Linked DNA regions of Homo sapiens: region 1 is linked to region 2. A link is an interaction called in ENCODE POLR2A ChIA-PET data of the cell type or tissue named here. Cell type or tissue: HepG2. All regions are shown on one strand. Links, peaks and the distances in the headings refer to the core of each region. The heading gives the core; the rest is flanking DNA. Region 1 overlaps CRTC1 (CREB regulated transcription coactivator 1). Region 2 overlaps UPF1 (UPF1 RNA helicase and ATPase).

Region 1 (5,362 bases), core at 73-5,072, 99 kb before region 2:
TGTTGTCTCAGGGTCAACTGTAGTTGGAAATAGGGCCTCCAGATGAGACCGTCCTGGATTAGGGTGGGCCTTTCTCTTTAATTGTAAGAGAAAGGAGAGCTGAGCCAGGCCCAGTGGCTCACTCCTGTAATCCCAGCACTTTGGGAGGCTGAGGCAGGCGGATCACCTGAGGTCAGGGGTCTGAGACCAGCCTGGCCAACATGGCGAAACCCCATCTCTACTAAAAATACAAAAATTGTCTGAGTGTGGTGGCACGCCTGTAATTCCAGCTACTCAGGAGGCTGAGGCAGGAGAATCGCTTGAACCCAGGAGGTAGAGGTTGCAGTGAGCCGAGATCGCGCCATTACACTCCAGCTTGGGCAACAAGAGGGAGACTCCGTCTCAAAACAACAACAACAACAACAACAAAGCCAGAGGCTGGTGCGATTGTGACTTGGGGGGCTGCTTCTTGAGCAGGGGTGTTGGGGATGCCCCTCTAAGGAGGGGCCGTCAGGCCTTGCATGAGGGGTCAGTGGGGAAAGGACAAGCTGGGGGCACTTTGGGGCTTGGGCGGCTGGAGGGAGTGAGGCTGGGGAGGCTGGAGGCAAAGCCCACCCACCCTCAGCAGGGCCCTCCAAATCGCCAGTGGGGTCCACTCTCACAGCCAGGCAGCCAGGACCAGATGCCCATCTATCTGGCCCACAGGCCATGAGTGAGGGGCGCCCTGGGAGCTGCAGTTTTCCCGACTCCTACCGGACGCCTTCTCCAGGCCTCAGCTGTTTCACCTGTCGCCCCGCTTGTTGACAGCCATGGGGATGGTGTGGAGATGGGACACCTGAGTCCCAGGTCAGCCCCGAGCCTCTGTGTAGGGCAGGCTGGAGCTGCTGTGGCATCCCAGGAGCTCCCTCCAGAGCTAGCCGCTGGCTCCAAGTGAGGGTTACACCTTGAGGTGGCTTGTGTTGCCTGGGCCAGCTGAGGAAGGGGGTGGCCAAGCTGCCGCCTGAGGCCTCCTGGGTTTTAATCTTAAGTGCTTGTACAGCCTCCAGACGGGCCTGTCACCTGGCTTGTGAAGTCAGCTGTGGAGGAGGTGCAGCAGCGTCCATTCATTCATTCATTCACCCCCTCACATCTTTGTTCACTTGTGGATTCCGCCGGCAGGCGCTGCTGAGCAGCGGGTCCTGGGCTGGCTGCTGGGTTCACGGAGCTCGTCCTCAGGGTCTCAGTGGTTTGGGGAGCACAGCATGGTGGGGGGCAGGGGACTGTGATGTGGCGATGAGAAAAGCTGTGATGTTGCCTGCAGTGCAGTGACATCTGGCCGTTCTTCCAGCTGAGGCCAGAGGTCTGTGGGGGCAGAGCCCAAGCTGGCGTCCCACCACCCTGAGACCCCAGAGAAAGGAGGACCCTGCTCCCAGGGGTTCCAGCCAGGCTGGGGAGGAAAGTCAGCTCCTGCAGACTCAGGAGTCTCCGTGCCCACCCTCTGGCTAGAAAATTCACTGGAAGGACTCCCCAGAAGCCGTTTTGTTCATGCTTATGGTTTATTGCAGCGAAAGGACACATTAAAATTACCCAAGGGAGGCTGGGTGTGGTGGCTCACACCTGTAACCCCAGCATTTTCGGAGGCTGAGGCGGGCGAATCTCTTGAGGTCAGGGGTTCAAGACCAGCCTGGCCAACGTGGTGAAACTCCGTCTCTACTAAAAATACAAAAATTAGCTGGGTGTGGTGTTGCATACCTGTAATCCCAGCTACTCAGGAAGCTGAGGTGAGAGAATCGCTTGAACCCTGGAAGTGGAGGTTGCAGTAAGCCGAGATAGTGCCACTGCACTCCAGCCTGGATGACAGAGCTAGACTCCATCTTAAAAAAAAAAAAAATCACCCAAGGGAAGAGGCAGATGGGCAGGGTCCAGGAGAAACCAGGCCAGAACCTCCAGTCAGCCCCTCATGTGAACAGTGCGTAATTCTCCCAGCATGGAGCACTGCCAGCCGCAGAAGCTCCCCTGGCCTGCATGTCCAGGGTCTGTACTGGGGGCTGGTCCTGTAGACGTGGCTGACCACCCTCATGGCCAACCTGTCTCTAGTCCCTCCAGATGTCAAGCTGATGTGCCCAAACTCCCACCCTAAAACCACAGTGTGAGCAGACTCTGCCATAGCCCAAGGCCTCAGGCACACAATGACACTCTTATCAGGCAGGATATTCTCCTGCAGGTCACCTCCCAGGAGCTGGGGACAAAGGTCAGACCTCTCTTGGGGCCAGCTTAACCCTTTTGCTGTACAACTCCTCATGCAAAACCAAGAATGAGCATGGGGTTCCCCAAAAGAAGAGCAGAGGCCAGGCGCGGTGACTCATTCCTGTAATCCCAACACTTTGGGAGGCCGAGGCGGGTGGATCACTTGAGGTCAGGAGTTTGAGACCAGCCTGAGCAACATGGTGAAAAACTCTGTCTCTACTAGAAATACAAAAAAAAAAATTAGCCAGGCATGGTGCCTGTAGTCTCAGCTAGTTCGGAGGCTGAGGCAGGAGAATCACTTGAGCCTGGGAGATGGAGGTTGTAGTGAGCCAAGATGGCGCCACTGCACTCCAGCCTGGGCAACAGAGCGAGACTCCATCTCAAAAAAACAAACAAACAACAACAACAACAAAAAAGAAAAGCAGAGTCCCCACTCAGTGTCCACTCCTGGCCCAGGGGCTGTGCTCCGAAGCCTGAGTGCCTCCAGCAAAGTGGACAGGAGCTGGGAATTGTGGGCAAGGTTTGGACAGAGATGGGGCTTGGGAACCATGAGAGTTCTGTGTGTCCCCAGTCCTGTAGATTGTCCCCGCATCCCAGGTTTCCTGTGGCCCGGGGACATAGTGTAAACAAAGCTGCTTCAGGGAGTTCTTGCCCCTGATGTCTGGCCTCCTGGGAGCTGGCAGCTCAGCCCGTGTAGAAAGCACATGTGGCATGAGTACCTGCTGTGTCACACGTCGTGTGTCCCTCTCACACCCGCCTGTAGCACTCACTCTAGGTCGGGGACACAGGTCCAGGAGGGGTCACAGCCTTTAGGGCCATATAGTCAGTGAGAGGTGAATGTAGCACAGGTTTCTGTCATGCTACTTGGACACAGAAGAGGGTGGAGAAAGTCACGGGAGGCCACAGGCGACCTATGCCCAGGTAGGTGTGGGGTGGGAGCTGTAGGACCCCCACCCTACACCCCCTCCCTCTGCCACAGCCCGGAGCTGGCCTGTTTCATCTGGTGTGACTGCTGGGAGGGACACTGTGGATGTTCATTGTGTATGTGTCTGGCCAGCGGCCACCAAGGGCTCCCAGCACAGACCCTGGGCCTCACCCCCAGGCCCTCGAGAGCCACCCAATAACACACAAGGTTAATCTTACCATCGGCTCCACTTCAGCTCACAGGAAACAGCTGTTTACCTGGGCGAGGTGCTCAGCCGGGCAGGTGGCCAGTTCCCGGGCTTTACTTCCGCCTCCGGTGTCCAGGGCCCCCTAGGAAGCTGGGGCGGTGGGGCAGCCAGCTCTCCACGCACTGCCAGGAGCTGTTTGTAAGGAACGAGTCGGCCTTGTTGTGTACACAGTGTCCACCCTAGCAACCGCCCCTGCCGGGCCAGAGTGGACAACCACCCCTCCTTCCTGCCTGCCCAGCCCCACCTCTCCTCACGGTGGCTGCCTCCCCCAGTTGCATGGCAGGCATCATGGACCAGCATCCCCAAGGGCCTCGGGTCGTGCCACATGGGTCAGGGGCCTCTGTTACTGGCAAATCAGCATCAGCCACATGAAGGGGAGGAGGCCAGCTTCCAGCCCTGTTCAGAGTCAGCGTGACCCATCAGGGAGCTCCTGGCCCCTGGTTCTGTGCCCCGATGCCATCAGGGAGTGGGAAGCAGGGATGCAGCTGAGATGAAGGCGCTCAGCTGGGCCCAGCCCCCAAGAGGCTGGGAAGGACCATGAGGAAGGAACATGGGGCTCAGGACCCTCTAGAACTCAAGCTGGGTCTGGGGGACTGACTTGGCTGCCCTGGCTCTGTGTGGGCTGCCGTCGGGATCACAAGTCCCACGCTTTGAAGGCCATCACCACGCTTCTGAGACAGCTTCCTCCGATTCAGGCCAGTGGGAAGCCGCCTGGCCTGCCAAGTCACAGCCTCTGGCCGTGATAAGAAATGGCTCCCCTGGGCTGGTGAGGGGCCTCCTTGGCAGGCTGCAGGCCCGCCAGTGCCTCTCTTGCCCATTCACTGACTGACCGAATCAGCAGCAAGGCAGCCAGCTCCCCAGGTTCACGGTCATGGGTTTCTGCATGGTGCATTGCCCCGCCTGGGGAGCCGTCCCGGCACCTCGGGTTTCTGATTCTGCCATTTTTGGTGGAGGGACACCTGGTTTCCTTAAGCATCTGGGTCATGAGGTCCTGCAAACTTCTGCACTTAGGCTGTCAATCCCACCACTTGGGTCTTTTTGTGCCTTTGGGGCTGGCACTCTGAGGTGAGCCTGGGAGGTGACCCCTCCCGCAGCTGCTGGCTTCTCTCTCGCAGCTCCAGCTCCAGAAATCCCAGTACCTGCAACTGGGCCCCAGCCGAGGCCAGTACTATGGCGGGTCCCTGCCCAACGTGAACCAGATCGGGAGTGGCACCATGGACCTGCCCTTCCAGGTGAGTGCCCCGCCCCCTGGCCCTGCCCCATTGTGGGGAGCTTCCCCCAGCCTCCCACTGGGGGCCAGACATTGAGGACAGCTGGGGTTATCAGACAGTTGGCGGAGCCCACCCAACCACTGCCTTCTCCTTGTCTGCCCTGGGAACCAGAGGAAGCAGAGTGGCCCCACCAGGGTGCCCCCGCAGCCCATTCCCCATCAGCAGACCCCGAGGCGAGCCCTCCATCTGGCCTCCAGCATTTCGGCAGCCGCTACACCTGTTGGCCGGCTGTGCGGCAGCGGGAACCGCTCGGGGCCACTGGGGCTTGGCTCTGTCCTGCCTCACTAATCCGCAAGCCCAGCAATTCTCAGAAGGAGGCCCGGCGGCCTGACCCCACTTGTCTGCAAACGTTTCTTGGCAGAGGCCCACACAGCGCGGCTCCCGCAGGCCGCACAGCCGCCGTGCACAGCCTTATCGTAAACAGGAGATAAGGCCCACAGCGGCCCTCTTCCCTGTCCCTGGTCTGCGGGTGGAGATGGGGATGGGGTGGGGCCGAGGGAGCTGGCCTATGAATCAGGGCCACCCCCAGGACGGTGTCTGGGCTCTGCATGGACAGGTCCCCCTGGGGGGGGGTCACACCTACTCTGTGGCTGAGAAAACCACCTCGGACACAGCCATGGCCACTGACAGGCCAGATGGAGCCGGGGCCCCTCCCAAGTCACCCACCAGCTCCACCGCCACCTGCACCGCCGCTGGACAGGGCAGGGATCCTTG
Region 2 (5,362 bases), core at 159-5,158:
AAGTGCTGCCTGGAACTCTCATGCCATACACCTACCTGTGACCTAGCAGAGATGAAGGTGTGTGTACGCAGGGCTGCGCCAAATGCTGACAGCATCTCTTCATGAGAACCCCAAACCGGAAGCAGCCCCAGTGGCCATCAGCAGATGAATGGGTAAACAAAGCAGTGTGTACATCCAGTGGGAAAAATGTGTGCCTATTGGTTTGAGTTGCTTTTCTTAGCTCACCTGAAAGTATGAGGTCTGTGGGTAGGTACAGACCTTTTAGGCAGCAACACGCATGTTTTTGTGCAGGTGCTCTGGGTGACCTTGTAGATAGATGCTGCTTGGTACTGGTCCCACTTTGTTCCTTCATCCTCAGGTCAGGTCTGCACTGCCTGTTCCGTCTCCACTCCTGGTAGCCTGTGGGAGTCACAGCTGAATAGTCATCTCGTACTGGGATTTTACTCTGAGTGCATGAGTTGTTTCCCTAGGAAAAACATGCTGTCTTTCTGGATCGTAAGGGACAACTAGCTAAAGCTCCTAGCCGACCTGTCGTCCAGCCCTCACTCTCCTCCTGCCAGACTTCTCTGTATTGCCTCCACTTCTCTGAGTGTGTAAACCTGGGCTCACTTTTCCTTTTGAAGTGGTAAAATACTCAGGATAGAAAGTTGCTACTTTGTCTTCAAAGCCATTGTCCTGACCTATCCTTGACTGTCCAGGTGAACACACCATCTTCTGCTGAGCCCTGAGATTATGACCAAGGCGGGGTGAGTTCCATACAGTCTTGGGTTCCGAAAAGTGGTGAGTTTAAAATCTGCACATGTAGCTGGGCACGATGGCCCATGCCTGTAATCCCAGTACTTTGGGAGGCTGAGGCAGGCAGATCATTTGAGCTCAGGAGTTTGAGACCAGCCTGGGCAAAATGTCCATGATCGCACCACTGCACTCCAGCCTGGGTGACAGAGTGAGACCTTGTCTTAATAAAAAGAAGAAAATCCAGGCCGGGCTTGGTGGCTCACGCCTGTAATCTCAGCACTTTGAGAGGCAGAGGCAGGTGAATCACCGGAGGTCAGGAGTTCCAGACCAGCTTGACCAACATGGAGAAATCCTGTCTCTACTAAAAATACAAAATTAGCTGGGTATAGTGGCACATGCCTGTAATCCCAGTTACTTGGGAGGCTGAGGCAGGAGAATCGCTTGAACCCGGGAGGTGGAGGTTGCGGTGAGCTGAGATTGTGCCATTGCACTCCAGCCTGGGCAACAAGAGCAAAACTCCATCTTAAAAAAAAAAAATGCTCATGACTTCATTTTGGCTTTTTGAATCCTCTGGTAGCCCAGGTGTGGTTTTAGGGTGCCAGAACATTGGAGATAAGATGCCGTTTACCTGGAGGAGTGTTGGCAAGTGTTTGGTCAGCACTTACCCCTTAGTAGACTTACTGAGTGTGTTTTCAAATTGTTAGGAGTTTCCCAGTGATTATGTGAAAGTGACCTGAGCTGACACTTTACAGTTAGTGGTGAATACACGAAACAATTTCTATTTTTATCACAATTAATTACCCGGATTCAGGATGACGGGGTGGGGGATTATGACTAATACTATACCAGGACTAACTAAAAAAAGAGTTCCCTCTCAGCCTAGCTACCACCACCACAAAAGCTTACCACCATCAGCTACCACCACATTTCTCTCATTGCTTGATTGAAGTCTGATGACCTACCAGGGAACCCCCTTCTTTTCTTTTTAGACGGAGTCTCGCACTGTCGCCCAGGCTGGAGTGCAGTGGCGCGATCTTGGCTCACTACAACCTCTGCCTCCCGGGTTTAAGTGATTTTCCTGCCTCAGCCTCCCGAGTAGCTGGGATTACAGGTGCGCACCACCATGCCCAACTAATTTTTTTGTATTTTTAGTAGAGACGGGGTTTCACCATGTTGGCCAGGCTGGTCTGGAGCTCCTGACCTCAGGTGATCTGCCCACCTTGGCCTTCCAAGGTGCTGAGATTACAGGCATGAGCCACCACACCTGGCCCCTTTAAGTATAGAACTTAGTGCTGTTTTAGTAAATTTACGGAATTGGGCAGCCACCACAGCAGTGCCTTGCTGTCTCTGATTTCTCTTTCGCTCCTTTCCGCTCCCTCCCCACCACCCCTTGTCAGACCCTGTGCTCATGCCCAAGGTCACCCGTTAGGGAGGTGTGTCCACCGCCTCAGACTGAGCCCTGCCCTGGGGAGGTCAGAAACATGGCCAAGCCCTGGCCCCATGCTCCCCCGCCTTTAAGCCCCGTGTCTGTTAACTTTTGCACCCTCTGCGAGCTGCTGGGCAACCTCTTCAGCCTGGCCCTGGACTTCAGCCATCCCCTGCTGTTTTCTTACTTCCTGGCCTTGCTGTGCTTGTGGGACTGAGGGCAGTGAGGCCAGCAGAGGGAGAGTGAAGCCTTTGACCCCCGCGGTTGCACTGTTAGAAGACAGCACATGCCGCCTGGCCAGGGTGCTGTGAGGGCCCCAGGAGTAGGAGTGGGCTCCCCTGCTAAGGGAAAGCCTGTGGGAATGGCGCCTCTGGAGTTGTTCAGAAGCTGTACCTGCCAGGCAGAGGGGTGGGCACAGCACTTTGCCTAGAAGGAGGGAGGGTGGATGTGGGGCCAGTGGGGCCAGGGCAGGGGCTGGGCTGTGTCCTGGAGCCTTTAGGAGCTGCTGGGGTGCCTTGACCAAGGCTGGGAGGAGGGCTCTGAGATGGCAGTGGCGGGGGTTAGGGGAGGGGCTGTGGTGTTGGAGGTTGGGCATTGTGGCCCAGGTTGGACCCCGAATGGATGGAGGGGCCACAGGGCAGTGGAGACGGAGGACACCGGGATCAGGGCTGTGTGTGTACATGTGTGTATGCATGAGTAAGTGTGTAAGTGTGTGTGCCTGTGGGAACTGCCAGGGTACCGGCTGCCCCCTCCCAGTCCTCACAGGGAGCCACAGACTTAAAAAGCAGCTCCAGCTCCTGCCTGTGGTCTCATCAGGGTCCATAATTCCCCAGGCTGAGCCGGGGCTCTCTCCGCTGGGGAGGCACCGTCCTGAGGGCCTTGTGAGAGGGAGAGGCCTCCCCAGAGCGGCTGCAAGGAAGCTAAAGGGCACATGCTGGGCAGCAGCTCACAACTGAGGGGCAGTTTGTGCTTGTCATGGTGGTGAGAGTGCTTTCATGGTGGTCGGGATAGTCTAGCTTGGCAGAGAAGGGCCGTGACACCCAGCTGTGCTCTGTGGCATTCAGGGCCGAGGGGCCTGGCTGGAGGGGCTGGTGGGAGGAGTGGGTCCGGGCCCTGGCACCAGTGCTGTTCGGGGCTCCGGAGGGTTCATGGCCTTGAGCTCTCCTTGCTGGAGCACATACCTATGAGAGCAAAGTTCTGCTTTCTCTGATACATGGAGGGCTGCTGGGTCCTGGAGTCTGGTGGCTGGCAGCAGGTCCTTGTGCCTTTTTCTGTGTTGGTCGAATAGCAGCTTAAGAGCCGGGTAACCCAGCCGGGCTTCTCAGGTCCCGTGGGCCTTTGCCAGGATGGTGTCTAGATGTGTAAAGGTGGCTCGTTGGGCTCTAGAGAGCCCTTGTGACAGTGAGCATGGCATCTTCCTGAAGCATCAGCTCCTTGCAGAGCGAGTGCAGGCTCCTGGCGGCCCTGGGAGAGGGGGTTGCAGATCCCAGGCAGAGGTGTTTGGTCAGAGCTGCGCTGCCTGCACCGTCCTCACCTCTTTTTCAGTACGGGGATCCATGCGCATAGCTTGCAGCCCTGCTGCATCCTCCGTGTAGAAACGTCTACGATGAATTCTCTAACATACAAGAGCTGGTGAGCCCTGTGCCTCCGTCTCCCTGATGAGACAGTTGTGAAGGTTTTCTTCTCCCTGTTTTCTTTTTTTTTCTTCACTGGTGTGTGTTTTTAAAGCAAGTCTTTTGTGTCCTTTCACCTTTGTGTCTGAGGTGGAGCCCTGTGAATTGGCGATACTCAGCCATTTTGACCTGCAGTATGTAGTATGCATTTCTAGAAGCAGAAAAGGGCGCCTGTCCTGAATAGCTGCAGCGCCGTTATCACACAAGCAGCGTCAACAATGGCTTTTCACGATTGTCCGATATGTAGGGACAGTTGGCCTCTCTCCACAGCAGATTCTTTACTGGGATCCTGGAGGTCCGCTGTTGAGATGATGGCTGTCTCTGGGCCCTGCGTTCCGAGCGGCCTCTCCCGCTGCTTTTCATCTCGCCAAGCTGCAGTCTGGCCTGGGTTGTTGTCCTGTGAGGTGTGCACCTTCTGGACTGAACCCCTCATTGTCACACTTCAGCTTCTTGCTGAAGGTGTGGAGTGGATTTCATCTCAGGCTGTGGGCTCCAGGGAGAGTGGCTGATCCCCGGGCTGGGAAGGCAGGGGCGGCCTGAGGTGAGCTGGGGATGCCTTGCACACTCGGCCCGTTGAAATGAACCTCACGCGGACTCTAGCACACCTGGCTGGAACAAGGGTCTGCCGGTCCACACAGGTGCCATTGGTGAGAGGGGAGGCGAGAGGCCCTTTCTCTTTGGGAAGAACGAATGTGAGCCTAGGCAACATATTGAAAAATTAAAAAACTTTCTAGGCATTGTGCACACCTGTAGTCTCAGCTACTTGGGACGCTGAGGCAAGAGGATCTCTTTTAAGTTCAGGAGTTTGAGGATGCAGTGAGCTATGATTCTACCACTGCACTCCAGCCTGGGTGGCAGAGCAAGACCCTGTCTCAAAAAAATAAAGGAATGGAGAGCCTGGGGACCGCTGTGTCGGGTGGTGGGACTATGTGAAAGATGGTCAACTCCTAGCAGTTTCACGTGGTTCAAACTAATAGATTAAAGGTGGCTAAAGAGACATCACAAATCACGTGCAGTCATTAACTGGGACTTGGATTCTTAAAAACCTGTAAAAGACGTTATGAAGACATTGGGGTGATGGGTGAATGTGTATTAACCAACAGTGTGGCAGGCTGGGTGCGCTCATGAGCCAGCTGTTTTGTGGGGATGTGGAGAAAGCCCTCCCCTGGGGCCGGCCACTCTGAAATGGGTCAGGAAGAGATAAGTGTGTGAGAGCAAGGGGAGTCGGAGTGCAGGGGGATGTGATGGAGAGTGTCCAGCTGGAGGGGTGTGGGGGTCGGATTTCTGTAGCTTTGGAATTTTTCAAAATAAGAGGAAATATCAGGGCAGAATCCTTCCAGTTTGGGGGCCAGACCTCCTGGCAACCCTCTGCCTTGAGAGGGCTCAGAGACCCTGCAGCTTCTTGGCAGTCATCACTCTGAGGGTGTGGTGAACTTCCTATTCCCTCCCCTTTTTTTCCTTTACAATTTTTTTAATTAAAAAAAATTTGGGGGGGTGCTGGGTGCAGTGGCTCACACCTGTAATCCCA

What was found. Peaks named below come from ENCODE experiments on the same cell type or tissue, not always from the same donor. Only the 100,000 strongest peaks of a DNase experiment are listed, where the experiment ranks them.
Region 1: POLR2A ChIA-PET joins it to region 2 with 9 read pairs; 5 of 35 experiments call an interaction of 5 or more read pairs at or near these places.

Annotation. Positions count from the first base shown.
Region 1 is chr19:18,738,418-18,743,779 of GRCh38, forward strand. It overlaps CRTC1 (CREB regulated transcription coactivator 1), which reads left to right. Exons shown (of 14, transcript NM_015321.3): 2 at 4,493-4,609. Among named protein-coding and RNA genes, the nearest start is that of COMP, 50 kb to the right of the region's middle. In HepG2, for the core only: no CTCF peak of the experiment used is centred there; DNase peaks (open chromatin) are centred at 2,164 and 3,524.
Region 2 is chr19:18,837,389-18,842,750 of GRCh38, forward strand. The region is part of intron 1 of UPF1 (UPF1 RNA helicase and ATPase); the gene reads left to right. Among named protein-coding and RNA genes, the nearest start is that of UPF1, 8.1 kb to the left of the region's middle. In HepG2, for the core only: a CTCF peak has its summit at 2,392 (motif pointing right); DNase peaks (open chromatin) are centred at 2,383 and 3,323; H3K4me3 peaks cover 1,336 bases.